2 separate regions of the Mus musculus genome follow, and region 2 is linked to region 1. Evidence: chromatin loops called from intact Hi-C (ENCODE). Cell type or tissue: left cerebral cortex. All regions are shown on one strand. Links, peaks and the distances in the headings refer to the core of each region. The heading gives the core; the rest is flanking DNA. Region 1 overlaps Alpk1 (alpha-kinase 1). Region 2 overlaps 9830132P13Rik (RIKEN cDNA 9830132P13 gene).

Region 1 (16,703 bases), core at 5,372-13,371:
ATGTTCAAGGAGAGTCAGCCTGAGCTACATGAGACCATATTGGGGAGAAAATGGTCTATACAAATCTAATTAAAATCTCACGAAATATATGTATATTTTTAAGGAAGAATTTGAGAGACTATTAAAACTGGTTGAAGAAGAAAAATAACCTTCGATCTAATGAAGAATTCGTTTGTCATTTGTTGAGTTACTGTGATGTCAAGTTCTGTCCCCCCACACACACACACACACATTTTAGAAATGTGTTATTTCCAAGATATTTAGATCACACATTTTTTTCTATTTCTGTGGCAAAATAACTCCACAAATGCAAGCTGAGAGACAAAGTGTTTTCTGACTCACAGTGAGAGGCTTGGGGAAGTTGAGGCACCAGGAGCTGGAAGCCATTGCTTACACTGCACGCACAGTCAAGAACCAGGAAGCATTGCTGGCTTGCTAGGGCTCAGGCTGCCCTCTCCACGGATACAGTCCTGGATCCGCTACCCAGAGATTGGTCCTGCCTACATTGAAGATGGGCCCTCCCACAGCAATTCATGTAATCAAGAGAATCCTCAACAGGTATGCCCAGAGGTCCTTTGGAGCCTGTCAAATAGACAGTGAATACCAACTATCAGAGGTGCCTGTGATAACTCAGGTTGCACTTAGCAGTGACCCACGCTTAATGAAGTCAAGATGCTAGAAATTTAGTAAAATGTTTAAGAAACACACACACGCACATGTACACGCACATGTACACACAAGCACGAACGCTCGCACATATGAGACCAGATGTGAGAATGGATGTTTTTTATAATGGCCTGTTCTTTCAGCCCTTTACTAATGCACTTCATTACCATTCCTTAAACCCTTACCATCACCATAAAGCAAGATGGCAGCTGAGCCTTTATGTCTGGAATTGATGAATGCTGTTACTGTAATACGCTGCAGACAGACTCTTTGGAATTGAGAGGCTATCAAAGAGGTAGCCTGGAGCCTGGAGGCTGCGGGAGGTAACTCGGACAGGGCTGTGCAGCGGCAGAGTCAGGACAGTCATCAGAGTGGTTTGACCGACAAGGATCTTCTACTTCACCTTAAACAGAAGGGCAGCCACTGCGGTCTACTCGAGCCAAAAGTCCCCACGTGGCAGACAGAAGTGTAACTTGTGTGGACACAGTGAAGATCCAGAACTTCTTATTTTCTTCCAGAGCCGATGCGTTTGACACACTGGGCAGCCCTGAGGAAGTAGCTTGGGGAGTTATGAGGTGATTTTCAGGGGGTGGATGTAAAGCAGAAAAAAACCAAAACAGTGAGATATGTTAGCTACTATTGGAATCTTTTCTACACAACCCACCCAGACTAAAGACATGAGGTAGAGCTGGGGCTGTAGCTCATGAGGTACTCGCCTGGTGTGTTCAAGCCCAGAACTTTCTTTTAAGAGGATTGGTCAGTAAGTGGAGGTGGGGGACGAATACACCTCAAAGTGGTCATTCCAGATCCAGGCTGTGTTTATTTTCCAAGTCCAGATGTGGAATTATAGGTGGCCTGTCTAGTTGAAGCCTCTGCATCGGCCCCCGGCCAGTATTGTACATCATTTAGCTAGCACATGACGACCTGGGCATCTTGCTTTTCTTCCACCCGACATTTCTGCCATAGTGTCACTGGGGAAAATAAATCAACGAGCATGCTAGCAGGGAGGGCGTCAAGTCCAGACTATGCATTGATAAAGGATGTGTCAGGATCAGAGAGGAGCCCCACAAATGACCAGAGATTTACAAATCCACCTGTTATATGAGCTTTGTGCAGGATAGTTCACCTGCAGTTTGGGGGAAATAGGTATATAGATTTGGTGAGTTCCCACCAAAATGATATTGCAAGGCTGGTGCTTCACAGCTCCTGCTACATGTTTAATAAACCATGAGCTTTGTACACTCGAGGAAGACCCCCAAACAAAGATAGTTCAGTTTAAAGGATAAACCAATTAGATACTGTGAGGAAGGAAATAGAGCGTACACATGTTCGTGGTGAGCCTGGACATATATGGAGCTAACGAAGTTCTGATGTAAAGTAACCCAGTACAGCCCTAAGAGTTGAGAGTAAACCCTTATTTCCTTGAAAAACAACTGCTTCCCTTGAGAAAAATCCATTCATGTCTGTTACTGGGTCCTGATAGGTCCTGGTCTCGGGCAGTGAACTGCTGTGCATGGGAGCTGAGAGGCCCTTCTGAATAGGATGATCTGTGAGACTAGTAGCTCTACACCATCACACTAAGTGACATATACAAACCCAGACTTTAGTAGGCACACAGTTGTTTCTTAGATATTGGTTTAAATTCCCACGGCACCCAATCTCGTAATGACACCGCTTCTGCCCACCTATACAGCCTACTGGAGATGGCTTTCTGATCAGAGAAAATCTCAGACTGATTTTTTCTGGTGATTATACATAAAATACTTTCCATAGGTAAACTGATACTGCACAAAGGCTTTTCCTAATACAGTCAGTGAATGGTGAGTAAGGCTACATTCCCAGTGATGGGAATATCCACCCATGAATCAATCCAATTGTATGTTTTGCCCCAAAGGAAAACTACCCACAGTGCTGATCCAAACACACAAACCCCTAAGTTTTGGTGATAGGATAAAGAAGCTGGAGGGAAGAAGACTGAAAGACTGGCAGCAAGAAGGGCTGGGGGAGGCGTTTATACCTCCCCCAGGTATAAGGGTATAGGACCCTTCTCTTCCTTGGCAAGAAGACTACATTTAATAGAGTTCCCACCGGGGGTGGAGGAAGTGTAATGGATTTTCAACTAAGGGCCTCCATGTTGGTTAGCCCAACATTCTACCACCGAGTGAAAGTCCCGCTTTACACCTTGCAATCCAATAAATTATAAATCCAGCCTCACGCTCAGTCGTGAAATCACGAACTATTGCCAGTGTTCACACTTTCTTGCTCGTGCAGTGGTATGTAGTTCTCTACATGAGTTACACACATACACACACACACACACACACACACACACACACACACACACACACATACACATATACACACTGATGTCTGCTGCTTCACATGGGCTATACTGATGCTCATTAACTCTATAGTGTAGTCCAGAGTGGCACATATGTAGTGTTCATGGGACTGCTTATTTCTCTTCTTTACGTATCTGATAAGTAAATTCTTGCTAGAGATAACTTCTGAGAGGGTGTGTGCATCTCAGACAAACAGGCACACTTCCTTGGCAAGCTGCTGAGAGCCATGTGCTCTAGCAATGCTTCCCTTTTAACCTGCTTGTCAGAGAGCTCGGCACTTCTCCTCATTCCTGTTGTGTGGTTCCGTTCACCTCCCCTCCCAGGGTATTGGCTCCGTCCTAAATAGCTTACTGTCCTCTTGTGTGTATGCGTGTATGATGTTCACGCATGTGTATGGGAATACAGATGTGTGAGTGCTGGTTTCTCTCCATCTTATTCAGCCAAACAGGGCCTCTCAGTTGAACTCAGAGCTCACTTATTCTGCTAGTCCAGCTAGTAAGCTTGCTCTGCCTCGTCTCTATCTTCTGAGAGCTGGATTTATGGGTGGGCAGCTGTGCCCACCATTGCTATTTATGTGGGGCCTATTTATGAGAATCTCAATTCAGGTCTTCACACGTGGGCAGCAAACACTTTAAATATGGAGCCATCTCCCCAGCCCCTACCACCCAAGCTTCCCCATTAGTCTCTCCTGCACTTATTGGAGTACATTTTAATAGTGCATACCATGCTAATTCCTTTATAGCAGTACCTATGTAACTACTATGTAAGCAAATAAGCCTTGCCTTTAGCGAGACCGTCCATCGCTTACTTAGCGGCTCTGCTGCACAATATAGCTTGTCTTTATTGAATGCTTGCCATAGGTAGACACTGCAGTCCTGCATGCATGTGTGTGTCCTTGTGTCCTTGGCTGTTATATTCATGCCAGATACCCCAATGTCTACTCTAGGGCCACTACTTGAGGGTGACATGGGTCTTACTTCTATTTGGGTTGTCAGTAAGAGTCCGATTCTTAAAATTCCTCTTCAAACCACGTCCCTTTCCTGTCTGTCTTTCACTGATGGCATTTTAAAATCCAACCTTTTAAAAGAAGATATCTATTTTGTTTGAATCTGTGAATGTATGTATACGTGTGTCAGGGTACATGCACAGGGGTGTAGGTGCCTGTGGAAGCCAGAGACATCAGAGCTCCTGGTGCGAGTTACAGGTTGTTGTGTGCTGTCTTAAGTGGGTGCTGGGAGTGGATGTTGGCTCATTTGTAAGATCGGTGCACACTCTTAACTGCTGAGCTCCAGTCCCCCAAATCCACTCTGACATAGCATCATTTCCAAGTTTTCCTGGTAGTTTCTAGGTTTGCCATATCGTAGGTGAACTGTACCCTCATGACTTAAAAGCTGTCTGCAAACAAAAACTACCCATGCTGAGAGCTAAGAGTTCTACTCTGAAGATATGAAACTCACGAATTTATGAAAGGACAATGCAAAAAGCAAGCAAACATGAAGGTGGCAGGCAGCATGCTGGGAAATAGTTGCCAAGTGCTCACTTCTATCTCAGCTTCTTGAGCATGTGATGGGTAAAAATAAATAAATTAGATTAAGCACACCCTACTTATCTTATTTTTTCTATTTCTGCAGAATTATATTGTCTAATATTAGGTATATTGGGTATATTCATAGCAGTTGGCTTGTATTTCCCCTTCTAAATGTATCTTCACCTTACTCCCTCTCTTATCATATTCAAGCATGAGGCTTTATTCTTCCACCCACAGAGCATTTTCCAGGGTGCATGTCAGACAGAAGCAAAGAGGAGACAGATAACTAAGGCTCTGTTGTGTGGACTCCAGAAGCACACATTGGTGGGGAGCCTAGTGTGTGTGTGTTGGGGGTGGGGGGGGGCTGATAACTACAGCTCAGTGATAAATGGCCGGGCAGACGGACCATGGAAGCCCAGAGATGTCCCTTCACCTGACCCACAAGCCAAGAGGCTCTTTGGAAATAGTGACCCTGATTCGTAATGCAGCAAAAGGTCACCCATCTATCATGTTGGGGGAGTTGCAGGCCTTTCCTAGCTGAAAGGACCAACAAAACATCTCAGGCCACTGCACGGACACGCACACTTTGGAAAGTTGTGCCGGCTCCCCCCGCCCTCAACTCACCGCTATTTCTTTGTGGCCTGGGGTGGTAAAAATTCTACCTTACTCCAAGGTAGAATTTTTAAGTGAGGAAAAAAAATGTTTCTCAAGTAGAGCAAATAGATTGTTTGAGTGTTAAAGAGATAGATCCCTTAGGAGTGCTGAATGCCTGGTGTGTCACTGGGGAAATCTGTCAGCCAGCAAAAAAAAATTGATGTCAATAAAGGATGAGAATTGGTCTCTAAAGGGTTACCTCAGGGAGTTGGAAGAACAAACACTCACCAGCAGCCCCAAGCAAGCGCCCCGGCGTACATAATTATTTATCTAGCTAAAAGGTGCGGACACTGGGAACACAGCTTGGATTTGGGTTGTCCAGTGCTGGTGTGTTCATATATGGGAGAGGCTGCTGCTGAAGCTGCTTCTGGTCTCTGCTTGGCAGACCTTTCTGTAGCCTCAGACACTACAGCCAGTGTGGACTCTCAGCCAGATCCTTTCTCCTAGCTCTCAACAGTGTGTGTCACTTAGCAAAATCACTTCCCTGGACAGATGAATGGTCCCTTCAGAGAAGGTTCCCTCATGCTCTAAGGAGTCCTTTTGTTGTGGAACCACAATCCCACAATCAACCATTACTAATGTACCAGTTTTAGTTAGTACCTTTCCTCCTTTCTTTCTCTCTCTCTTCCTCTCTCTCTCTCTTCCTCTCTCTCTCTCTCTCTCTCTCTCTCTCTCTCTCTCCCCCTCCCTCCTTCTCTTTCTTTTCCTTTCTTTTTTCTCTTTCTTTTCTTCCTTTTTGCAAACCCCAAACCCCAGCTTTCTCCTCCGGGAGGTTGGCATTGCTCAGCATTTCCATTATCCAAGTTCGCCATCTACAGGTCATGCGGCTTACAAATTGCTATTAAGGTCTACAGAAGATGGAACCTCAGAGTTTGCTTGTGGTTTCTTACATGGAAAGTTTATCCTTTCTTCGTTACTTATCTACCCACGACTGAAGACTGTTGGTTGGCGTTGTAACCACTGTCTTGTTAGACGTGTATTGTTCCCCCTGTTTTATTCCTTACTGTTTAGGGAGCTACATCAGAATGGCAGTCGTGAGGATGCTGAACCGTAAGATTCAGGGCTGCACTTCTCAAGTCCATTTGCCTTTCTTTTGACCAACAGAAAAATCTTCTCCATCATGAATATTGGCATCACAAAAGCATCAACAACTTACACTATACTCCCTGCTCCCCCAGTACTGACCACTCAGCTTTTAACACTGGACTAAGAAATTTCAGGCATTTGTTGATTGGGCACTGTAAGGTAAATCTATGTGTTATTGTTATTCTCAATTACGAGAGGTCTGGTAGCTTGACCACAGTTCAAGGCTGTAGAGTTGGTTTCAGAACCTACATGCTAGAACCCTCCTAATTGTCTTCAAGTATTTTATCGTTATTTTTTCCAAACTTATGGTGATGTCAACAGCTCTTTAAACCAAAAAATCTCACCTCTTTTTCAAGTTTACCTGTGACCTCCAGGGCGGGGGAGTTGCCCTCCCTTTTGATGAACCAAAAAAAAAAAAAAAAAAGATTTCTTGCCCCATCTGCTACACAAGAACTGAGCAGGGAGGTAGAACGTGCAAAGTCCCCTGCATTACCAAGCCCTGCTCACCAGCCAGAAGCCTAGTGTGAGCCTGGAGCCTAGTGTGAGCCTGCCTGGCTCTTCTTTCCAGAGCTCAGGGTGACAAACACCTCCTGACTAGGACTGATCCTTCCTGTAGGAACTAAACAAAGCCATATTCGATTAACAGTGCCTGGATCTATGTGCACAGATGCCCTCTGTCTGCAAAAGACCCCTCACATTAGGATTTGGGTTACAGTTTCTTCAGGGGTTAGCTTTAACCATGGGCCATTAGCTTTTACTTTAGGCCATAATCCCTTTATTATGCATGTATATACATACATATACATAAATTTACATGTACACACACTCATATATATGTGTGTATGCATATATATGTGTGTGTATATATGTATGTATATATATGTATGTGTGTATGTGTATATATGTATATATATATATATATATATATATATATATATATATATATAGTGTTTTAAGTTATACTTTGTATCAAAAGGATAAGAGTCACAAAGGGAAAACAGAGGCATGCCCACTTCTGTAACTCAGTGATTTTGAGACAGCTCACTAAGATTTTTGGTATCCAAGAGTGTAACTGGAAACTAGGCGATTGTAGGATGAGGCTCTCAAGTTCTTAGGTTTAATTTGGTTGTGGGAACTGAATACACCCAATTAGTTTTGACATAAGTGGGTTTACTGGACAGACACAAGCGTGTCTCTTAGCCATATGGCCAGGAAACTATCTTTGTGGAGGACTAAACCCAGGAATTGGAAGCTGTTAGAGAAGCTGTCTGCATCTGTCTTTCTTGCTTCACAGTACCTCCTATGTGCCAGGAGCCATGTTAATTGGCTATGGGTGCAGAAGGTAGGCTCTGGGGTACCTCTCTCTAAAAGCACTTCTGACCAGATCTGTTTGCATGATTCACGCCCTGACTCAACAGAGACTCAGTCACATCATCCACAGCTCAGACATAAAGACTTAGCAAATCCATGGGTTCAACAACTTCTGGAGTTAGTTCTCCATCCCTACTCAATCAGAAACAGTAACCCAAGGCATGGAGCAATCTCAGTAGCCAGGAGGAGCACAGCAGACATGAAAGTGGGATGATGAGATAGGAAATGATTGATCATTGATCAGTCTGGAAGGGCCCATCTCACTGTGGGTAAGGTCACCTCTGGGCGGGTTTTCCTGGGTACTGTAAGAATGTGAACTGAGCAAGCCATGGGGAGCAAGCTGACAATCAATGTTCCTCCATGGTCTTCACTTCAGTTCCTGCCTCCAGGTTCCCACCTTGATTTCCCTTTATGATGATGATGGACTGTGACACTGATGTGTAAGCCAAATAAATCCTTTTCTTCCCTAGTTGCTTTTGATCCTCGTGTCACTGTTTGGGTAGAAACCAAACTAGGATAGGGATAAAACAAAAATGTCAACTTTATGATATAAGGTAGTTTTTAAAACTTTCTGTATCTCCCACTTTGCAATCTGCCTAATATACACATTATATTTGGATATACATCCAAGTGTGTGTGTGTGTGTGTGTGTGTGTGTGTGTGTGTGAGAGAGAGAGAGAGAGAGAGAGAGAGAGAGAGAGAGAGTCTGAGACAGGGTTTCTCTTGAATGTCCTGGACCTAGCTCTATAGATCAGGCTGGCCTTGAACTCACAAAGATCCTCCTGCCTCTGCCTCTCTAGCACCAGGATTAAAGGCATGCACCACCACCACCAAGCAAGAACACCAGCTCTTAAAAATTAAAGTCTATGGCAACTGTCTTCCACTAATGTAAACGAATAAAATTTTTCTGGTCATTTGCTATGCACTAGAGTCCAGTGTGGCTATAAGGCTGACAAAGACATTAGAACTTTCAAACTTGGGCTTCCCAGATGGTTGAATGTGTGTTTTTGAGGAAGGAGAGATTTCCTAACACGAGGCTCTGTTCTGAAGACCAGCAGAGGCTATCTATACACAGAAGAGCAGGAAGATGCCAGTTAGTGATGAGTGCCAAGCTGGCCCTGAGGAGCAGGTGACAGTGCAGAGGTGCACACCAGGCGCGGGAGTCTGGATGGTGTTGCAGTGAGGGCAGAGGAGCATGATTCTATGGACCATGTCAGCTGTCTCAGGTCCAGGCTTGGGCCCATGGAAGTTCCCATGGCAGAATATAGATTGCTGAAGTGTTTCATAGAAGACAGGAAATGGGAAGTAAACTCATGAGAGATTCAAACTAGAGATATTTGGGAATCATCCACGTGGGGAAGACTCCTTAGTCTTTGGTACAGGCAAAGATAACCTGCCGAGGATGTAGCTCAGATGCTGAGCACGTGAATAACAGATTCAATCCTTGGTATTGGGCAGGGGGCGGGGGGAGATAAACTATGAAAGGGATCCAGAATCAGCCAGAGCCAACTGGGCACTGTCTCCAACCTGACCCCAGTTGCTCAGTCAACCCAGGTCCAGGAAGTGACGTGACAGATATGGGCAGAACAAGTCCAAGGAACTGTAAAAACACAAGCAACTCACGTGGCCAACAAAATGTAGGCAGACTCAGCAGACTGACAATTAAGGAGGGTGAAGACGATGCCCGTAAAGACAGGGAACACAAGACCTTAGGGCCGGGGGAGGGGGGTGGTGGAATCAGGGCTTTGAGTGGCCTAAGAAAAGGTTTTCCAGCTACGGTTATGTTAGTGACACCTGACTTGAATCATGAAGACAGTCACAGGGAGGTGGGGGTGGGAGTTGGGGGGCTTGGGGTGTTTTACAGCTCTGTAAGCTGGCAAAGTTATTGTAGCAATTACTCAATCAATACTTCCTGATTTTCAAAAATTTGCCCCTTATCCATTCTCTCTCTCTCTCTCTCTCTCTCTCTCTCTCTCTCTCTCTCTCATCCTCTCTCTCTCTCTCTCACACACACACACACACAGACAGACAGACAGACAGACAGATAGATAGATATTATCAATATTAACAGAAATCTCCACAAATACTACTTTGTCACACTATGCTATTTCATAATATTTTCTTAAATTTTAGCAAAATGTGTTTCAGGAATTGAAAGCGAGTCCATTCTGAATACGACCTAGGATGTCGGCGGAGCAGGCTGTTTGTGCCCTCCCCATTACCCTTGGTCTTCCTGTTTTAAAGCTGCTTAAATCCATTCCTCCTACAGTACCACTGCCGCCCTCTAGTGGTGGAGCATAACAGCATACACTTGAACTCCATTTCCGTATTAACAAAAACAGGGTGCTGCTCTAAAAAGCAAAGATAGATAGATAGATAGATAGATAGATAGATAGATAGATAGATAGATAGATAGATAGATAGATAGATAGATAGATAGATAGATAGATAAGATAGATAAGATAGATAAGATAGATAGATAGATAGATAGACAAACAAATAAATAAATAAAACCGCTCCTGTGATTTACAAGACAAGTGAGAACCCAGAGGAAATTTTATGAGGCATTAAAATATCCTTGTATATTGTTAACCTGATTAATAATCTTTTGGGGATTCATTTTAGTAACAATGCATTAATCTGTCTACAACTTCGTCTTGGAAAACAACTTACTGATGGATTATCTCAGTAATAGGGCTTCAGTGTGGTGAGGACAAAGGTCATCTCTATGCCATCTATGGAGACAGAATTTGCCACCAAATCTGTGGATACTTAAACTATTTGTGTGTGCATGTGGGGGCTAGGGGTATCTGTTAAACAACTATATTTTAGAATGGCTACGTACGTAAAGAAAACATCAATAAGGCAAAGAGCCTTATATATTTATCAAATGCTCCAGGGAGCTTTCATCTGCTTCAGAACACGCTCCAAGTTTCTGTTCTCTCCCTTCTCTTCTGACAGCTGATGGAGCTGGCTAATGCCACCTCATAAATGTGGTTTGCCTCTTAAGCCTGCTTCATGTCTCCTGTGCCAGGCTCTGTCTATCCCCAGTGTAGACGTTAACTCCCAAACTGCCCTTCCTACCATCTCTCCCAGCTACCAGAGCACATCCTTCATGTGCTGTCAGGTAGCTTGCTGTAAAGATAAAGAAAATGTTACTTTGTTGCTTAAAAGAAGAGTGTGTTGCCTACCAAACGAATTCCAAGCTCCTCAATTCTACTCAGCTGGGTTTAGCATGGCCTATCATTTGTATAGGTTCTGCAATATTGACCTTGACCTTAGTGCCCTGGAAATGTGTCCTTGATACCTGTTTTCTAGTAGTAGTAGCAGTAGTAGGAGGAGTATAAATAAATGGGTTTTAGCATGATAATTCTTAAACTTTTAAAAATTTATTTATTCATTTACATATGAGTGCTCTGTCTTCATGTACACCTGCATGCCAGAAGAGGACATCAGATCCCTTTTATAGATGGTCATGAGCCACCTTGTGGCTGCTGTGAATTGAACTCAGGACCTCTGGAAGGGCAGCCAGTGCTCTTAACCACTGAGCCATCTCACCGGCCCCTAGCATGATATTTCGTACACCTATCATTGTGCCTTGCCCATATTCACCTCACCCCCTTGCCCATTTGCTTTCTATGCTTTGCTTCCAACTCTGTGACAGGATTTGACGCCACCTTCTACCAGAAGTTAATCTACCCTCCTCCCAGGAGACAGCGCCTCCTGCTGATGCAGCAGCAGCCTACAGGTTCTCTTCTGACCTCCGTGTCTAATGTAGTGACCAGCCCTGAAGAAGCTCAGTGCAGGGCTGTGTGTGGATAAATGGGTGAAGTGTCTTCTCTCTGTCTTAATGTAGTGAAACCATCAGCCTTGTCATTGCCTCTAATAGGGGGGAAATCTATGGCCAAACATGACATTTGTGTTCACTTCACAGAATTTATCTCCTAGGTGCATAGAGAAACCCCCGTAGTAAAAAGCTGACAGCAGAAGCCCGAGGGCTAACAGCTGACAACCTTGAACTTGTCTCCTGGCCTTGCCACTAACTGTGTCACTGTCTGAGATGACCTGATTTTCTGCAGTGACCTTTAATTTCATCATATCTACTTACTATGTATTGTTAAATTTAGTCATTTATTTGGCGGTACTAAGGATTGATCCTAAACACCATGATTGCTAGGCAAGTACTGTGCTACTAAAGCTATACTCCCAAGTCTAGTTTTATCGGTGTCTCAATGAGACTAAAACTACTCCCTTGATTTATAAAAAAAAATTACAAATGAGAGAGAAAATTCTTGACATGTTTAGGTGTGCATTCAACTTTAGAATTGCTTGGTATTTATTTCCTCCGAAAGCAAAGAGTCTGTGTAACACATGTTCTCCAGGTATAAAAACCTCAGGAAATATTTGTTGAGTAAGTAAATAAATTCTAGAATTGCTGTGGTTTCTCAAACTTAATATAGGCCTATACGTCAATAAAAGTCTTGGATTCTTTCCTTCTTAGTATAAATTCTGTGTTCTAAAACTGAGATGTCACCAATCTGATTTCCCTTGTGTAGCATCTAAAGTCTACAAAGACCATGTGATTTGAAATAAGATATCTACAAGCCTTTCACTGTTCGTCCATTTGTGTACTGCTCTGTGCTTAATCATTGAAAATATGCTTTTGTGTTGTTCTTTGAATGGCATAAATATGTAGTAAATATAATAGCAAACACAATGTAAGATACTATAAATATTATATGTAAATATATAGTAAACACAAATTCCTTATATAATGAAAGCAGCTATTGTTTTAAAAGTAAATGAAAAGGAGGAAGAATGAACTAAAACATGTATCATGATATATGTGTATAAAAATGATACAGCAAAACACCCCCCTTTGTATGTTAACTTAAATTTAAAACATTAAAAAATTAATTGAAAAAAAAATCCAGCAAAACACTCACCTAGATAGTGAAGTATCCCTGAATGAACAGCTAAAACAATCTTTTTAAATAAGAATAAAATTATAAAATTCATACTTTCTAATTTTAAAACTTGCTATAGAGGTTTGGCCAGATGACTGGGGGGTGAGAGCCCTGGCCGCCCTTTCAGATGTCCTGATTCAGTCCCCAGCACAGGCCCACACGACTGCTCACAACAGTCTGTACTCCAGTTGCAGAGGCTCTGACATCCCTTTCTGGCCTCCTGGGGCACCTGCATGAACTTGGTGCACAGTCAGACATGTGGGCAAAACATTTATATACACTAAATAAATAAATAAATAAATAAATAAATAAATAAATAAATAAAACTTACCACAAAGCTATTGCAATAAAAAAATCACAATATACAAACGTTCAGACCAAGGAGAGGCTTCAGAGAAGACCACCATATCTGTGGTTAAGCGATTTCAGCAAGCATGATGCAAACATTTAGGGAGAAAAGTACAATTCTTTTCTGTAGATAATGTTGGGAAAACCGGATGACCACACGGCAAAAGAATGTAGTTAGGCTTTTACCTTATGCAAAAATTACCTCAAAATGATGCAAAGTAGGAACTAAAATTACAAAACTCTTAGAGAAAAAAAAGAAACATAGGAGTGGAGTTTCATGACCTTGGACTTGGAAATCACTGCATGGATGGGACATCAAAAGATACTATCAGCCTAATGGAGACTTGCAAAATGGGAAAGATGTTTATAAGCCATATCTCTGCTAAGGAGTTAATATCCATAATATATAAAGAGCACCTACTGCTCAATAACACACAAGAAAAATGACCTAATTTTAAAATACTGAGTAAGTCCTTAAACAGACATGGAAGATACACAAATGAACAAGAACACCCAAAAAGGTCCTCATTGCCATTAACCATTACAGAAATACGAACCCAAACCACAATGCAATATCATCTCACATCCATTAAGATATCCACTATGAAGAGAAAAATCACAAGTGTTGGGGAGGAAGTGGAGAAGTCGGAACCCTAGAATTACCACCTGATCTAACAATCCCACTTGTGAATGTGAACTCCCAAAGAATTGAAAGTAGTGTCTCAAAGATGGTTCTGTATAATCATGTTCATACTGATGGTATTTGCAATAGCCAAAAGGTGGCAGCAACGTATGCATCCACAGTTCATCAACAGGTAACCCAAATCTGTACATACATACATACATACATACATACATACATACATACATGCATACATGCATACATACAGTGGGCATGAACAGAAAACACTCATGCTACAGCACGGGGGAAAACATAGATGTCTTGAACTACGAGAAAGAAACAAATCCCAAACGGATGGTGGCTATCTAAGCAGCTCTTTGAGGTTCTTTGAACAGTCAGGATCATTGAGAAGTGGGACAGAAATGGCCTGGGCCTCAGAGGAGGGAAACTAGGTCAGCATAAGTAGGAGTTGAGCTGCAGATATAAGGGACTCTGTGAGATAATGAATATAGTCTTACTTGGTAGCACTGGCTATCCTGGAACTTGCTATGTAGATCAGGCTGGCCTTGAACTCACAAATATCCTCCTGCCTCTGCCTCTTAACTGCTGGGATTCAAGGCATGTGTCACTACACCTACCCTGTAACTACATATTTTAAGTTTGCTGATGACATCTGATTCCCGTGTCCAGCCCAAACCTCTCTCTTGAACGTCATTGGTATATTTTGTTTGGTGTTTATTTTATTTATATATGAGTATTTTGCCTGCATGTGTAGTGTACTTGTATATGTGCCAGAAGGTCCAAGATCCCCTGGAGTGGATGGTTGTGGAGTCACCATGTGGGTTCTGAGAACTGAACTCAGGTCTTCCAGAAGGGGCAGCCAGTGTTCTTAGTCGTGGAGCTGTCTCTCCATCCCCACACATGGCATCCTTAAAATGTCCACATTGTACTTCTGTGGAGGCCTCAGGGTTTCCTGCTCATGGATGTGGCCACTGCTGCTCTAAGGAGTCGATGCAAGCACCTGAAGGGATACACCCTGGACCCTGTGCAAAGAACTCGGCTAGGAATCCTTGCATGTTCTACTGCACCTACTCAGCAAACGTGTCTCAATGAACAGTGAGGTCCACTTAAAATGCTCACAACAAACTTCTCGGTCACAGCCTGATACTTTGTTTCCTGAATGTGCAGTTCCCATCAGAAAGGCTTTTTCTTACCTACAGTTATTGAGGAATAGCTGTGTTAGGACACTGTGGAACTTCTGCCACGTGTTGCATAATAGTTATATTTTCCCCTCTTGTCTTTTACTCTGACTTCCATTTTCATATACTACAGCTACCTGGAAAGAGAAGACACTGAGTGCTCCCAGATTTCTGAGAAGGCTAAGTCATAAAAGTCTTCAAGAGTCATAGGGATTCGTGGCCGTTTTTTAAGCTATGGACTTTTAAAGCCTTGGATACTTGGGCTGGAGAGATGACTCGGGGTGAGGAGCACCTGCTGCTCTTACAGAGGACTCATGTTCAGTTCCCAGCACCCACACTGCAGCTTCTAACCATCCATAACTGCAGCTGCAGGGACCCAAGGTCCTTTTCTGACAGCCTCCAGCCCCAACATGTGTTGCACATATGCCTATGTGTAGATTAATATTTATACATATAAAAATAAAATAAATAAGTCTAAAAAAATCAAAGCACTGTATTCTTATGAGGGCAAAACTATTATCATGGAAAGTTTGACATAAAAAGAAAATAAAAATTAATTATGGCTCCACCAAGAAATAAGCATCACAAATCTTTTACATCCTTATCTTTCAGAATAGCTATAGTTATAGTGAGGTTTTATAAAGTATAACTTTGATGTAATACTCCCTGATTGAGGGTAACCAAGCAGTCTGATTTAAAATGCTCGGGTGTGTGTAGAAATGATGGTTACTGCTTCTCATTTGTGTCCTTGTTAAGGACTTGGATGACTTTGGTGGGTACAAACTTCTATCTTTCTTTCAGATTTTCTTTAAAACTTGTCATCTCTCCTAAGACATACACACAGACACACACAGACACACACACACACACACACACACACACACACACACACACACACACTGCCTGTCCCAGGAACACATCCTTTGCATCCTAATCCAGAGCCCCCATGGTTGCTGGTGGTGGGGAGGATGTGAGTGCCTAAGGCCAGGACCAGCGTTCAAGGGGAAAGAATTTCCATTCTGGGAAATGTGTGGTTTGGAGAGAACGCCAGCTCTCATGAAGCAGATGCAGAGAACTCACAAAGTAGTGGCAAGTGACGGGGCTCGTAGACGGAGTATACAACATGAAGAAGAGGAACTGAGTGGTGTTACAAACCAGTAAGGAGGAAGGGGTGGCAATCCCTTCCAGTTCTTGAGCAAGCACTACTAATAAGAGTGCCTGACTCATAAAATTGAGTTGGTATTGAGCAAGATAAAGTGTGTGCAATTTGTAGTAGAACGTTTGACCCATACGACCTGGTCAACACGTATGTCTCAGTGAACGATGCGTTCTACTTACAACGATCACAGCAACCTTCTCATTCATGGTTTGATATTTTTTATCTTTATTTCTCAGTTGATTGTGGTTCACAATATCCAATGGAAACTTCCAGAAAGAAGAGGCAAACACGGTTTTAAGTGACATGTTCTTGTGAGCAATGCAATGAAATCTGTGCCACTTTGGCCAACTTGGGGACATTGAATCATTCTATTGACCAGTGGGCAGTGACAAAGTAGGAAATCTGGATTCTACTTCTGTCCTCCATGGGTATGTGAATGTGTGTTTACAGACATGCGTGTACACGCATGTGAGTACACACATTTGCACACAAACACACATATGTACACATGTGCACAGTCAAAGCATTAGTTGAATGATAGTGGAAGTTTGATAGCACTGATTATGATTTTTGTAACTTTAACATGTATTAAACCCTTCTGAAAAGTAGGCTAGAACGTAGAGGTGTTATCACACACAATACCAAACAAATAACAGGCAAAGAAGAGGAAGGGTTTTATATATATATATATGAAAGAGTAAAATTGAGTACTGGAGAGATGGCTCAGCAATTAAGAGCACTGACTGCTCTTCCAAAGATCC
Region 2 (16,703 bases), core at 5,027-13,026, 190 kb after region 1:
TGCTGTTAGCCAAGGGAAAGAAACCAATCCCCAATTGAATTAAGACTGCAATTAGTGCATTGGACCGAGCTATCCATCAATAAATGAGGTAATCGTCAATTCATGTCATCTATTTAAGATGTTAAAATTACAGGGAGAAAAGATTTTATGCACCACATTTAAAAGGCGGAGGAAATCTAGTCTTGTTTGCCCTCTACTACATTTAGACCACTTGATACACTGGAATAGAAGAACTGGGACAGAGTTAGGTAAAGCCGTGTGTGCAAGTGTAGGAGATGCCAGCGTGGATATTAGGAGGAGGCTCATGTGTATGAGGAACAGGGACAGGAAACTTAGATTCACTCGTCAATTGTCTAGCAATACACTTTTATTTTCAATAATTTATTTTTTTTTAATTCTCTTTACATCCCCGATCACAGCCCTCCTTCTTCCTCTCTTCCCAGTCCAGCCCTTACAAATCCCTTCTCCATCACCCCTCCCCTTCTCCTCTGAGAAGGGGAAGCCGACCTGACCTTGGGTACCACTTCACCCTGAGACATCTAGTCCCAGCAGGACTTAGGCATGCCCTCTCCTGATGAGGTCCAACCAGGCAGTCCAGCTAGGGGAAGAGGGTCCAGGGACAGACAAGAGTCAGATACAGCCTCTGCTCTGCTTGTTAGGGGCTCATCACAAAGACCAAACTGCACATCTGCTGGAAATGTGTAGGGGGCCTACACCCAGCCCTTGCATAGCAATACACTTCTAAAAGAAGATATCCTGGCTTTAAAAAGTTAAATACAGACCAGATGTCACGGTGAACGCCTTTAATCTCAGCCCTTAGGAGGCAGAGGCAGGCGGATCTCTGTGAGTTTAGCGTTAGCCAGGTCTAGTGAGCTCCAGGACAGCCAGAGCTATATAGGCAAACAAAATAACAAACAGACAATCGAACACAGCGGATGTGGTATCAGGTTTGGCTTACTTCAGGTTTGGCTCCTTCCCCTTTGCTCTCCCAGTGCCACTGTGTTGGACAGTCTCAGTTCTTTATGTGACAAGCCCTTTTAGTCCCGCTGCGTGTTGTTCTGTTTCCATTCTACCCTTCACCTTGCTAACCCCTATGAAGTCTTTACTCACCAAATTATATATCCAGTCTGAGAGAGGCTGCTTATGTTTCTTTAATAAAATACACGTTTCTATTTCTTGCTCACTGTAATTTAGGATTGCATGTTTGGGTTCCTCTTGTCTGAGTCCTTCCAATAAACCCTGAGCTCACTAGAGAAGACAACCTATAAACAAATCCAAGGTGAAGGCTGGAGACTTAGAGGTACTCAGTGTCCCCGCACACTCATACCTCCGATGAGGTTTCACTGGGTTGCTCAGGCTGGCCTTGAATTTACCCTCCCCTTGCTACAGTCTGTCGAAGGCTGGGAGTATATGCCGCTTCAACAAATAGATATTTTTTTTGAATCATGAACAAAGCAAACCATTTTGTTTGATTATATTGAAATGGTCATGGCATGTCTGAAGATTTTTATTTTAATGCTGTTGTCTATGGTCGACATCATCTGGGTACAGATGAATAATTTAGAGAAGGCATACCTGGGCAACTTCAGTGTAGGCGGTGTGCAGCATAAATTAACAGGCATAAAAGCCGAGGCTGTGGTAAGGGGTTTGTGAGAGTCTCCCAGTAGCTTGGTAGCATATGCAGTGGATGGCAGTTGCAGAGCAGGCTTCGTTCTGTATGCACCTCCGTTCTTTATCGTGAGCTTCTTGAAAGGGCTCATGTGAAATGAACTGTTCTCTGCTACTAGAAAAGCAGAAATGGGGTTGCGGGGGATGGGGTCCTCTGATTTTATTGGAAACAGCACCTGTGACACCACACTCACATCTGTTCTTCACAAGGATTTTGAATCAAGCAAATGCTGACAAGAATACATTAAACAATAACAGAATAATGCATTGTGGACTAAGAAATGATCTGTGGAAGGAAAGAAGAACTCACATTAAAATAGAGGGGCAGGTTTGGTGGTTGTATATGGGATGGATCCCCGGGTGGAGCAGTCTCTTCTTTCAGTCTCTGCTTCATACTTTGTCTCTGTAACTCCTTCTATGGGTATTTTGTTCACCAGACACTATTGTGGATGGCAATAAGTACTTGCTGACAGGAGCCTGATATAGCTGAGAGGCTCTGCCAGTGCCTGACAGATACAGAAGTAGATGCTTATAGTCATCCACTGGACTGAGCACAGGGACCCCAATGAAGGAGCTAGAGAAAGAGCCCAAGAAGTTGAAGGGGTTTGCAGCCCCATAGGAAGAACAACAATATGAACCAACCAGTACCCCCAGAGCTCCCTGGGACTAAACCACCAACCAAAGAAAATACATATTGGGACTCTTGGCTCCAGCTGTCACACAGGATGGTCTAGTTAGTCATTAATGGGAGGAGAGACCCTTGGTCCTGTGAAGGCTCTAAGCCCAAGTGTAGGGGAATGCCAGGTCCAGGAAGCAGGAGAGGGTGGGTTGGTGAGCAGGGGTAGGAGGTAGGGGGTGGGGTGGGGGATAGGGGATGGGGGACGGGGTTTTCAGAGGGGAAACCAGGAAAGGGGATAACATTTACATTTGAAATGTAAATAAAGAAAATATCTAATAAAAATAGAGGGATAGAGAGAGTGTCTTCCTTCCTGATTGTCACAGAATGCTGAAGTGGAAACAGGTTCGTCCAGCATTGGTAGAATGAGATACCCTTAGTTTTAGACGTTAAAAATGTCAGTGTTCTCAAGGCTGCTTGTTAGGACCACAGCTGGGAAAGGCCAGTTCACAGGGCGAGTGTCTTATCTGGTTATGGGAGCCGGGATCTGGCATGGAGACAATAGAATGAAGTAGGTGGATCTGTAAGGTCTCAACCAGGAAGATTTGCTGATTTCTCCCTTATTTTTATTTGAGTGTTTCTATCTGCACGTTGACCCATTTCCCAGATTCCACAGGCAATAGCTGCTGCCTTCTATTTCACGCTCACTGACACGGAACTGTAACAATTCAAAAACTTCTTTTGTCGGAACCATGCATGCCAGCTTCTTGGCTCCAGGTTGTTCTATGTAGTGTGTGTGTGTGTGTGTGTGTGTGTGTGTGTGTGTGTGTGTGCACTTGGATGTACACAGGCTTCTTCCTTAAGTGTACACTCAAAGCATGAACACAGCTGAGCAGACTTCTTCCTAAAGTGGATTTTCTAGGATGGTAAATAACGTGGCTAATACATAGCATTAAGCTAACTCTGCACTAGGTGGTATGGATGAAGAGCTTGTGTGTGGCTCTTTCATTTAATCCATGTTAGATATTCATAATGTAGGAATCACTGTCATGATCTCTGTTTTATAGATAATGAAACTGAGGGCTAAAGACGTCAGAGTCTTGCCTGATCTGAGCTCAGAGGCTTTGGTCCTGGATCCTGTGTTGGCCTCTCTCGATGAGGACCTATCAAGAGTTGCATTGAAAGGTGTGACAGAGGGAGGAAAGGAAGGCAGGCGTCCATGTGTCTGCCGTGTGACCTGTCCAAGAGAGGCTGATGCTGACACCAGCATCGTGTGGCGTTGCAGAAAAAGCCTTATGCCACCTGCTCTCCATGTGCAAAGAACTCCACCCCACCCCATTCCCCAATCTGGTTATGACAAAGGGCCACCATAAAGGCAGATTAGAGGCATTTCTTCTCAGTCATCTGGGAGTATAAGATGTGTGTGTGTGAGTGTGTGTGTGTGTGTGCGTGCGCGCGTGTGCATGCCTGCGTGCGCATGCGTGCGTGCATGTGTGTGTGACAGCTTCCAAGTTCCTTTTCCCACAGTCCCTTAAGCTTACATAAATGCTCTCAAAAATCATCCCCAAGCAAACAGTGATAGAATAAACAGTGTTTCAGGGCTTCTCTCCTTCACTGAAGGGCTAGCGAAAGAATTCTGGGAAGTCTTCCTCTCTAGAGGGTTCAGTGCCAATGGCCTTTGAGTATAAACAGTACTAAGTTTAGAATTTGTGTATATCTCAACTTAACCTCAGCTCATGGTTATCACAACAAAGAACTCCGATACATGGTTTCTACTCCTTAGAACTCTCCATAGCTTTGAATGTTACATCCTGCCTATCTTCGTGAAGTATATACCAAAAGAGAAGAGGGCTTACAATGAACAAGTTATGCACACGAAGCAGATGCTGTCATTTCTGTTTGTAATGAGAGGCATTTTTGTTTGACTGTAGAGAGGTTTTTTAAAAATTATTTTAATATATGAAATTGTAAGGAAAAAAATTAATAGAAAATATTTCCCATTAAGAGCTTGCAGCCAACGTGTAGGGAACAAACAAGAACTCACCATGGGCACAGACTTAAGTAGCTCTGAACAGAGATGAAGTTCAAAGGCATCCCTTGACCAAGAGAGGCTACCACTCTTGACTCTAAACGTGATCTCTGAGCTTGACTTCCAGCTGCCAGACATCCAGAGTTGTTTTATCCTGCATTGGGGTTCTTAGAATGATCTAAAGTATTTCTCCTTACTTTTTCAGGAACCCCCAAGAATCTCGAGCCTTCTCGATCTTGGGATTAACTTAAAATTGCTGTTTTTGAACCCTTAAAATCCTAGACTCCCAAGCATTGCAGTCACATAATTCATACTTTCTTTCTTTCTTTCTTTCTTTCTTTCTTTCTTTCTTTCTTTCTTTCTTTCTTTCTTTCTTTCTTTCTTTAATCAGAATTGGATCCGAAGAAAGCTGGTGGCAGCTCTCCTCTCCCATCTGTCCTCTCTGAGATGTAAGAATGGGAGCTCTCCTTACCGCAGGCCAGTTCTTCCTTTCTACCTGGCTACACCGGTGCCCTGGCATGCGTCTGCTCTGCTGCCCTCTGCTTTAAGTTTCTGAGTAAAGATTTTCAGAAACAAAGGACTCTGCATCAGCCTTATCCACCAACCAATGAATCAGGTAAGAAGTATTACTTTTCTTACACTTCTCTGATAGAAAGCAAACTTTCCTTTTATCTTAGAGTTAGTATATATTGATGATAAAAATAGGTTGAGCCGAGAGTTTTTATCCACACAAATAATGAACGTTCATTGTGCTTTCCACACGTCCAGCACCTCCTCTTACTGTCCTCTGATCCTGATATCCTTCCTATCTGCAGCATCTGACTTAGAAAGACAACAAGCATCCCTGTAAAACCTCATGTTTGGAAACTAGCAGGTTCGGGCAGAGGCCAGGAGGCCAGAAGTTTTGCAGATCTGAGTGTTTCCTAACTGCCAAGCATGCTAATGTGCATCTGACTTCTTTCTCTGTGAGCTTGACGGTCATGTGACCTACATCTTGCAACACTGCCTGTTCGATTGTACAAGCCGTTGGTAGGGTAAAACTAAACTGTAAAGATTTGAGTAGCATGAGCGTCACACAGTAAGTAAGCTTTTAGACACTGACTGACCTGGTCTCCCACTTTGCCTTTATCACTTTATTTAACCCTAATCACAATTTTATTTAAAAAATATTAATTTATTGAGATAATAATATAATTACATCATTTCCCCTTTTCCTTTCCTTCCCTCTAAACCTTCCCATATATTTCTCTTTGCTCTCTTTCAAGTCCATGGCCTTTTTTTTCCATTAATTTTTAACATGTATATGTGTTCCAAAATGCAAAAATACAACCTGCTCAGTCTATGTTACTTGTATGTATGTTTTTAGGGCTGACCATTTGATCTTAGATAACCAGCTAGTGTGTTCTTCACAGGGGAAGACTATTTATTTACCTGTAGTTTGTTTTGTAGGGTGGAGGTCTGGTGATCCCTGTCGGCTGTTGGAGAGGCCTTAGCATCAATCATTAGGTCCATTTGGGCCATTGCTTTATTATTTTCAAAGCCACAGCACCACCTACTGGCATATTGAAGAACAGTTCTGTATGTTAGATGGAGGAGAGAGAGAGAGAGAGAGAGAGAGAGAGAGAGAGAGAGAGAGAGAGAGAGAGAGAGAGAGAGAGAGAGAGAGAGATACTCCTGATGTCTTGGTACTTCTCTGTCCCCTCAAGCAATGACATCCGCTCTTGTAGACATTCTGACATGTCCTGTTTCCATTCAAACTAAGTGTTTCTCTGTTTATTGCTTAGTTTGTCTTTCTCCTGTTGCTTGAACGGGATATGTGCTCCTTCTTCGCTGATCCAGGCTGCTAAGCCTCTCAGTCTCAGATCTCAGAAGCTACCTCTGCCTGATAGCAGGGAGGACCCTCTCTGTGTACACTGTCCTTATGTCCAGCCACTGCCTTCTGAAGATCTGGCTTCTGATTTTTCAGTCCCTGTAACTTGCCTCTTTCTCCACAGAAGTCTTACTGCATGGACATATTTTTGAGCACGAAGACTCTTTGTCTTGACTTCGTTTTTCTTCCCTGGATGGACCCTTCATGACATCAACTCGGGAAAAAGGATCCTCTGAACTGGCTGAGCCCTCAGTGGGTTCCATAGTGACTGTCTTGCGTAGAACCTATAGGCCCGTGTTAAGTGTCTAGATACGCACCTTTCTCTTAAAACAGTTTGATTTAGCAGGGGTCACGAGGCCCTGAGGGCTGCATTTTAATATGTGCTTTGGGTGTAGGGTACAGACCTCGTACCTGAGAAATCCTAGTCTATGGGGTAAACTGTTCTTCCAAGCACAGACACTACTCTAGGTGGCTGAAGTGGTCCCTAGAGCTCCATCCTCTGCACGATGTACCTGCCTTTCTTCTCTAGGCACCTTCTGTTCTCTTTGATTTTTTTCTCTTCACACCCCTTTAGCTAGAAAATGCCTTCTTATCTTTTAAATCCCAGACCAAATACCACCTTCTCTTTAGGGATCTTTTATTTTATTTTATTTTATTTTATTTTATTTTATTTTATTTTATTTTTTTACTCACATCTTGCTTTCCCCTTTTGTGTACAAGGTTAATCTATGATCTTAAACTCAATTACAGTGCACATTCCAGTGTTTGTTCATATCTTGGGTCTAGCTATCTGTGGCCTTGGAGACATTGGAACTATAAAGCAGTTTCCCCAGCATGGTCAATGACCTTTTTTTTTTTTTTTTTTTTTTTTTTTTGCATCAGAGTCATGTAGAACATATAATGCCTGAATGAGTCCCATCCCAGATCTACTGCATAAGAATCTCTTCCATCCAACTAGCAACCAGGCCCAGGCCTGTTTAGTCTCCGAAGTCAGATGAGATGGAGTCCGGTCTGCGGTTTGATGAAACACTGGAGTCAGAATCTTTGGAGGAGGGGTCAGGGGAGGGAGTGTGCAGCCTGCAGTCGTTAGAGCAAAGAGTTTAGTGAGCCTTCTTCTGTCCATTAGCTCTTCAGAGCCACTGTTGTATCAACTGTAGACATTTGAGATGCCAGCTGAAGGGGGAAAGCCTGCATCAACTGCATTAGTTGACAGGACTTATGCTGGGCCAGTGCATTCAGACCTTTATGCGAAGCAAGGCCAGGGTGTTGGCTTCAGTGTTGGTCGGTGGCTTAATGGCTCTGCCAGTTACTTCCTACTTTGCACAGTCATTTGTTTTCAATTGGGGCCGCAGCCCCAAATGTAAAAGTATATGCTTGAGTGTAGCATCTCCTTTACTTATTAAACCTTTTATTAAACCACAATCTTTTTCTTTGAATTTCTTGGCTATAGACTCTACCGGCCTCCTAAGAGTAAAAGGATGAGTTACAACGTGGTCTTCCGCTTCTTTCTTGTGGATTTTGCTCCTGAACAAGTTGAGGGATCAGCAAAATAGCATAAACACTAGTTCAATGAGTCTTCTTGTTTCGTCTTTGTCTTTTTAACTCAGATGGTCTGGAGTACCTATCGACAAAAGGCACTCCACTCCACTTATCACCTTAAGAAACATTAATGGAAAAGTGTGTTAAGAATTTTCTTATAGTTCTGTAGTCGATAGCAGCATAATTACTGTGTATTCTTCATCCTAGACCAGCTCCATACTGAACTCTACTTCCATTTGACTCTCAACAATGCCAACAGTTTGACTCTGTCAAGGGAGCATAGGTACATATTGGCAGAAGACACAAGATTAGCCAAAATGACGAGAATTGTTTTATAGTCTGTAACAACGATTAAATACCTAGTGTGTGATGCAAGAAACTCATAATGCCCACCCCAGAGAAGCTTGCAAAGTCTATGTGAAAATATAATCACACACAAGCAGGCAACAGAGGGATCTGACTTGCTTTTCTGTTGCTGTGATAAATTACCCAAACAAATGCAGCTTAAAGGGAAAGCTTTGATGTTAGCTCACAGTCTGAAGGCCTAGCCCACCAGGGCAGGGATGTCCAGGCAGCAAGAGCTTGAGGCAGCTGGTTAAGTGGCTTCCACAGTTGGGAAGTAGAGAATGATGGTCACTCGTACTCAGCTTTCTCCTTTTTTTTTTTTCTTTTTTTTCTTCCAGAGCTGAGGACCGAACCCAGGGTCTTGCGCTTGCTAGGCAAGCACTCTACCACTGAGCCAGAACCCAAACCTGGATGTTAGGGTTGCTCTTCTCACCTCAGTGAACTGAACCTACATAGGCTCCACAGGAATGTCCAAAGGCCTGCCTCCTATACGATTCTATATCTTGTCAAACGACAATATTAACTTTCCTAAGGAGTGAGAAGTTTTTTTTCATAAAACTTACTTTGAAGCCATTACAATGTTGGAGGCTGTCTTAGAGTTTTACTGATGTGAAGAGACACCATGACCAAAGCACCTCTTAAAAAGAACATTTAATTGGGGCTCGCTTACAGGTTCAGAGGTTCAGTCCATTATCACCAAGACAGAAGCATGGCAGCATTCGGGCAGGCATGGTGCAGGAGGAGCTGAGAGTTCTACATCTTCATCTGAAGGCTGCTAGCAGAATACTGGCTTCTAGGCAACTAAGATGAGGGTCTTAAAGCCCACACCCACAGTGTCACACGTACTCCAGCCAGGCCACAGCTACTCCTACAGAGCCACACCTCCTAATAATGTCAATCCTAGGCCAAGCATACACAAAGCATCACAGAGGCAAACGTGAATGTCTAGCTTCTCTTCGTCCATTCACCCCTAGACTGTTTCTGACATTCTGAAGTTCAAATCGTCTCTCCTCTAAGTAGTACCCATTACTGCTCAGCTAGAAAAATGGTTTTCTGTTGTTTTGCTGTCCAAACTATGTCACGAATTACCAAATTATTATTATTTTTTCCTAAATCATTGCTAGGAATACGGCTTCAGTTTTATTCCACCATTTATTACAGTGTCAACATGCCCAGAAGTTTCTTCTGAACTGTAGCAGTCTGATAGATGGCTCCACTTCTTCTTGGGCTGAATGAAAAAAAAAGAACATCAGTTATAACATTGGGCAGTCATGAACATGAAAAGGAAATGAGTACGTGAGGAAGGAATTGTTCCTCTCTAATACTATCTACTCTACAGCCATTCTCTGTGATTAGAGGATAAATTGACCAACTCTGGGTAACAGCTATATGTTTTGTGACAAAACTTTTGGGGAGATGTAATGTACATGTATAATCTCCATAGAGTGGAAACTCATGACAGACCAAAGTACAGATATCCCCAAAGCTAATTTGGTGAACCAATGAGTTTTATTGAAGTTACTTACAGGAATGTGAGTGTGGGGCTACTTAGAGGAGCCAAGATGACTCAAAGACATCTGCATCACCAAAGTCCAGCCTAGCATGGGTGACAGCTCACAAGGCTAATAACCTGGAACACGCTTCACAGCTTACAGGCAGCTCATGAGGTTGGAGAGTGTCATCTCCAGATATCTAAATTGGTCTAAATCTTTTCCAGGCACCTCAGATGGTTTCTGCTTCTTCCAGGTAGCTGGTCTGGTCTCAGAGTTTTCTTTGCATCTCAGCTTGTCTGAGAGTCTTATTTGAAACTTGGCTTTGCTACATCTGAGCGAGACTTTCAGCATTTATTGCTTATTCGGGCAGGGAGGGGGGCTTAGTGAATCTGGTCAGTTTTGTGGACTTCCTGAAGCCATTTTGTTTACCTCTCTGGTTAAGGGGCCTCCTGCAGGATGGGATGTTTTAATCTCAGTGGAAACTGTGTACTCCTAAGGATAATGTGAAGTCATGATTCTCAGTAGATAATGGAATGACAAAAATGAATTGTACTAGAACAAAATTCAAAAACACAACGTTACAGATGGAGGAAAGTTGATTCTGACTGCAAAAATCTCAAATTTCCACTGATAGTTTGTGTTTGTTACTAATACAAGGTAAGCCTCAAAATTTTCTAGTATCTACTCAAATGCTTTGACAACATTCAATGAGACAATATTTATTCCTAGAAATCTCTCTGTAAAATTGTAATTTCTGTGAAAATTAACCTTATTATGAGATTTTATCTTACTCCAGTGAGGATGGCTAAAAATAAGACAGCAAAAGGTAACAAGTACTGGTGAGGATGAGGGGAACCAGAAACCCTCATGCACTGTTGGTGAGAATGCAAACAGGTACAACCACGATGGAAATCAGTGTGATAGTTCCTCAGGAAACTAGAAATAGACCAAGAAATATCACCAAGCAATACCACGCTTGGGCACATTCCAAGGACTCTATTTCTTGCTACAGAGACACATGCTCATCCATATTCATAGTTGCTCTATTCACTATAGCTAAAGCATGGAGCCTGCATAGATATCGATTGGATGATACATGGATAATGGGAATGTGGCGTCTCTATGTAATGGAATGTATTTATCTCTAAAAAAATTAAATCATGAAATTTACAGGTGAATGGATGGAGCTAGAGAGCAGTCTATTGAGTGAGGTAACCTAGACTTAGGTAAATGTCACTCATGACTTTTATCTTTAGATTTGTCTGTTTAATTTGGAGTACTTGTAGAATTCAGACAACTAGAAAGGGGCCATGTGTGTGGGTTGAGTGGGAAGAAAGGTCTTAAGTGAGCTGGATAGTATATCATAGATGATATGAAGAGGATGGGTGTGTAAGGGGAGGAGAGGTGGGAGGGTAAGACACAGGGACAGGGAGGAGAGATAACTAACACTAAACATATTTGAAAAATATATATGTAAACCTACTATTGCTTCAGCCTCTTAGATCTATTTGCCTATCTATCTATCTATCTATCTATCTATCTATCTATCTATCTATCATCTATCTACCTTCATATAAAAGAGTTTAACTGGAATTACCCTACACAGGTATCATGCTTCTCCCAAAAGCCATTAGGTTGCCAAATAAAACCCAAGTGCCAGGTGTAGGCTATCTTCTCTTGAGTTGTAGGTAAGGGTTGTCCAGGAGATGGAATTCTGTCCCCTCCCCACCCCCAATGATACAGGGCATTGCTACTGATCCTGTCTGAGCAGCAAAACTTGATGGTAAGACCCTACTACAGATGACACCACACATGATCACGGGACATGTTGTATTGAGTAGGATGGTTCCTTCTAGATAATGTTCATACTTCTAAATGGTGCTATGTAGGTTGCTACGGGAAAACAGTCATCAAACGTCTTACTCAAGTTTGAGTGCCATGAGCTACAATTACGACTGCTGTGGCAAGGTATATTCCCATGGGGGTAATAGTGGCATGTATGTTATGTGGTTAATTATCCCCTTTTTTAGTTGGAATTAAGTCTGGCTCCACAGGAGAAAACACATACCTGATTCTAGCCAAGAACCCATGTTTTTGAAGGAAAGGTGTTTTCCTCAAAGGGAATGCATGGCCAGGTCAGTGACATGGAGAGCACTCGCAGGAGACTCTGAATAGACTAGAAGTCAAAGGAAAAGCCGCAGATGTGAGTCACCAGATTTCAAATACATGTTCCAAAAGCATGCCTTGGAGCAGATGCTCCATCCCTCTGTTAGGATCATGGGGATAATAAGCATTTGGGGAAGGAGGAAACACCCACATAAATGAAGTCATGGGTCCTGAGAAGAAAATATGCTCTTCTGTTAGTTATGTGATTACAGTCCTTTATATATATCAATAAAGTTGGGACCATTCCGTGGAGTGCCGTATTTATTTATTTATTTATTTATTTATTTATTGTTTTTTAGAGTAACTAAGTAGTTGGCCTTACTGTGGAATGTGAAATGTGAATGAGACTATCCACATGGATAAAAACAGGCTGGAGTATGCTTGCAAGGAAAACATTGTTGGTATTTATATACTGAAAACATCCTATACTCTTTGTATACATCATGGAAACACTCTTAATGAACATCGACTTGGAACAGTACGCAGAGAAAAAGTGCACATGAGTAACTTCAAGTTAGGTTGAATTTCCAGGGGTTAAGTTCTTGATCAAGAATGGGAAAGTTTACTGTCAATAGAGATCTTGCTAAGCAAGCATAAATTCAATTCCTAGAACCCATGTAAAATTCGGGGTGTGGTAACAATGGCATGTAATCTCAGCATTGTAGAGGAGAAGACACGCAGATCCCCTTGGGTCCCTATTCATCTAGCATAGCCTATGCTGGGACCTACTGGCCAGTAACAGGTCATGTCTCCAAGAAAAAGAAGATAAATTAGATCAGGGGAATAACATCAGGCTTCCACATGCACATGCTACACGCTAACATACCAGCACACACACAAATGTGTGCACACACATGCACAAAACAAACCATGATGAAATAAATAACACGTGTATGAGGAGGAAAGAAATGAAAGCACAACCCAGAGACAATTATGTTTGCTGCATCTGAGCATCACTTTCAATGGATAGAGGTCCTCGGTCATCTCGATATTCTCCACCCCTAATTGTTAACATGCCATGGTCTCGTGCCATTTCTAGCTCTTCAGTGGGCATCAAGTGTGACCTGCACTGGTTTCAGTAAATAGGTCTAAATTTAGGGCTCAGCTAGGTTTTCCTTAGGGAGAATGAGACATTTAGAAAACCCATAAGTGTGAGCTAAGGCTCAAGATGTGTTTACTGATGAAATGAGCTTGAGTTTTGTGTTTTGTGAAGTTGGAAGAAGTTGTTTTATTCCCCATTGGGAATCCTGCTTCTGCCCCTCATTTTTTTTGTATGTAAAGGGTTGGAATTATAAGATTCTCTTCTAATTTGATTTTGTTGCAACTTCTACTTCCTGTTTTTTTTTTTTCTTTTCTTTCTTTAGGACGTTAGAATCACAAGTGCCTTATGAAATCCTTGACTTTGGGATTTTCCTCACCATGCTAATAGTAGTCCTATTGGGATTTAAAAATCATGAAAACATTTTGACTCTCTGGATTTTACAAGTTTTATATGACTTATATATATTTAGTGTACAGGAATTTTACAAGCTTGGCTAAATGTGCACAATACAGAGCACATCGTTTTAACTATGTTTAGCTCACAGATCACAGTGGTAAGCAGTCATTGATGTGCGGCCATTCAATGCTCCTGGATGCCCTTTCCTCTATGAGCAAAGACTCTTCCCCTCTAACTTCCTCATCTCCTCTCTTTCAGGGTTTGGAAACTATAATTCTGCTTTCTATGTCTGATTTTGACAATTATAGATACTGATCTTACATATGTATTCATATAATATTCTTCCTTTTGTGACTGGCTCAGTTGCTTTGGCATAATGTCTTTAAGGTCTATCTATGAAAGGCCACATAATATTCCATTGTATTCTTATAATATAAAATATTTATCGATATGCATATGTATCATATTTTTAAGATCATTTACCTGATGCTGACTATTTGTGTTTTCAAATTTTCACTATGTAAATTATGCTACCATGGCACAAGTGTATGACTATTTGTCTTCAGTTCTTTTGCTTAATAATGAGATAATTCCAATTTAATGTTTATTTTGTTATTTGTGTGTGTGTGTGTGTGTGTGTGTGTATGTGTGTGTGTGTGTGTGTATGTGTGTGTGTGTGTGTGTGTGTGTGTGCACGAGTGCTTGTGTATGCGCAGGCGTACCACTGAGTACATGTGGAGGACAGAAGACAGCTTGTAGAAGGACTCAGTTCTCTTCCTTCTACCATGTGTGCTGTGGGGATCAAGCTTGGGCTGTCAGGCTTGGCAGAGACAGACCATTTACCCACTGAGTTATCCCACTTCCCATATTTAATTTTTGTAGGAATCATTATAGTTGATGTTTGTTTTAAGCGTCCACTGAAACTGGGTGAACTCTGTCTAGTTTTACTCTTGAATGAGTCTTTTGTGACATGGACTGAGTGCCAAGACAGGTCAACATTAGTACTGTTGTTAGGTTGATTGTGTGTTGGACCCACTAGACTGGGTTTGCTCCAACATGCAGACAGAGCTCATTGAATGGTCACCATAGTCTACCCTCAAAGACACATCCACACAAACATGATAGTCATCAATTGCACACTTTGGCTTCTAGGCTCACTGTGAAAACCTTGAAGCACTCCTATTTTTTATCTCGAGTCTTGTATCTTCTTTTGGTAACTGTTTACAATCTCCTTAAACCTTGAAGCATTTGACACCTTCATATTTTTCTGAAGGTCACCTGCCTTTTTTCTGGCCAGCATTTCGGCTAAGCGTCATTAGGGAACCAAAGTAAGTAGCAGCCCCCTCCCCTCCCACCCATATGACATGTGGTGACTTTTGAGACCTTCAAGAACTCCTTCCACTTTGCTTAGTGGTGTTAGTCACAAAATACAATTAAAAACTTGCTCTAACTATAGCCACATAATCCTCAGCTAAATGTTTTCCTTTGGTTTACAACATCAGTTATCAGTTTAAGACATCTTTACACATGGAAAGGAATCCCTAAGGACATCAGTAGAAACCCACCCTGGAAGCATAGGCGATATTTTTCCTAATGAAGGGCAAGCTGAACTTGCCACTCAGTGTTTATAAAAATGGAGAGATGAAACGAAGGAGAGGGGAATTATTCCTCTTGGTAAAGTCTACTAAAAATTCAGTAAGTAGTGATTTATTTTTTTTTCACCCTTTATTTTAGATAAAGCTGAGGTAGACAGTTGCATGGAAGATACAGGATAGGGTTAGGAGGTGACTGGGGATGACAAGATATAAACGTCTGTGGCAAAAGCCATGGCTGCATCTCCTGGGAAGAAGATAAATGGAGAATCCATGGGAAATTTATTATTAATAGAGAATCACATTCCCTATTGGAAAATTACGTTTAACTGTCATATTTTGTGCTACACGGATCATCTTTTCATCAGAGGAATAAAACGGTGTTAATCAGCGTTCAGTAAGCCACTGGCATAGGCACGATTCTGCTTCATTCTGCTAAAGCAAACTTTCTTTGAGGGATACTAAAGCAGTTAGTTATCCAATATGATGACCACTAAACTCTATAGCACAGTTCAGAGAATGTCAATGGACCAGGCTAATCATTGTTAAGTAGGCAGTCAATTTTGGAAAGCATTCAGAATATCTGTCACAATATAGAGCAGACTTCCCTCTGAAACAGTTTCCTGATTCCCTTAATGGACAGTAATTTGAAAACTAAATGATGTTATGCCAGGAAGAAACCTTCAAGAAGTTCAGGCCCAGTTTTTCCTGCAGAGAGGAGGCTAGTCGGGTCAGAGCGATGGTGGGAATAAGAGTTGGCCTCTCGAATCCTAAGCCAGTTCCTTTCTCCTCTCCTTCCTGGTTACTTTTTTGCATCATTTTATCGGGAAGAAAAATTAAAGTTACATTTTTTTTCCCGAAACACTCATCTCTTCCTTTTCCCCCCTTGAATGCATCTTACTGTGTTCTATTGCTGTAACAAAATGCCTTAGGATGAACATTTTATATGATTTGAAGTTTATCCCTCACAGCTAAGGAAAGTCCAAGGTGAAGACATGATTAGTCTGGTCTTTAATGGAAGCTCTGTAAGTGGCACCTTGTTGTGTTGTTGTATGGTGTGAGGGTAAGGCAGCTGCCCTCAGTCTCTCCCACAGAGGTGCTAATCCTATTCAGGAGGACGGTGCCTCCATGATTTAATTACCTCCTTAACGCCCCATCTGCTAATACTGTCACACTGGAGATTAACATCCAACAGACTCGATTTAGGAGGAGCCGACTTTCAGACTACCGTGGAGAGAAGGAGTTACGATACTGTTTTGAAAGAAAGATTTAAGGTTACAATCAGCGAACAAGTGCATTAAAAATATTTACAACTATTTATTGAACACCAAATACATCCCAGGATCTGTGTAATACATTGAGGGTAGAATGCTGGTCAATAGCATCAGGGCATCTGCTTTCCTGAAGCCTTAAGAATAAGAGGGAGAAACCACTAGTGAGTGAGCCAGGCTGTGAATAATTACTGTGAATAATTACAGCTTGGATTAGTTCTGTGAAGGAAGGGAATTAGAGGAACTTGATCGGGATTGTGCAAGGAAATGATCTCTGGCCCACGACGACGCACAGAAAGAGTTGGATTTAATTAGCTGGAAAGAGGTGTGATGCAGGGGACGTTGCAGAAAGAAGACATGACCTCTTAAGCTCTCGAATTAAGAAGTCTGCTGTGGTGCTGTTTGAAACAGTTTGTGCAAGTTGGGTATTGCTTGTGGTCTGAGAGGAAGGACCTAGCTAAGAGGGTTTGGGGAGTGGAGGGTGGGATGCAACATATGGGAGAGATGGAGAAATGGGCCCCCACCCTTGGGGATCATTGGTCGATATCTACCCAAGTGTGTGTGTGTGTGTGTGTGTGTGTGTGTGTGTGTGTGTGTGTGTGTGTGTGTGTGTATGGGGGTACTGGAAGCCCTGTGAGTACACATGGTGAGGAAAATACCAGGACCAGTGGCAGAG

Evidence for each region. Hi-C counts contacts between places; a loop is a spot of excess contacts. Peaks named below come from ENCODE experiments on the same cell type or tissue, not always from the same donor. Only the 100,000 strongest peaks of a DNase experiment are listed, where the experiment ranks them.
Region 2: it touches region 1 in a loop (11-fold over the local background); 18 of 42 quality-filtered maps call a loop at or near these places.

Annotation. Positions count from the first base shown.
Region 1 is chr3:127,753,384-127,770,086 of GRCm38, forward strand. All of the region lies in intron 1 of Alpk1 (alpha-kinase 1), which reads right to left. Among named protein-coding and RNA genes, the nearest start is that of Alpk1, 19 kb to the right of the region's middle. In left cerebral cortex, for the core only: CTCF peaks have their summits at 6,015 (motif pointing left), 9,932 (motif pointing left) and 11,362; DNase peaks (open chromatin) are centred at 6,007 and 9,915.
Region 2 is chr3:127,943,245-127,959,947 of GRCm38, forward strand. 9830132P13Rik (RIKEN cDNA 9830132P13 gene) reads left to right here. Exons shown (of 5, transcript NR_040552.1): 4 at 4,705-4,929; 5 at 8,406-11,976. Among named protein-coding and RNA genes, the nearest start is that of Gm35667, 19 kb to the right of the region's middle. In left cerebral cortex, for the core only: CTCF peaks have their summits at 5,847 (motif pointing left) and 6,048; DNase peaks (open chromatin) are centred at 5,852, 9,903, 10,563 and 11,793; H3K27ac peaks cover 1,041 bases.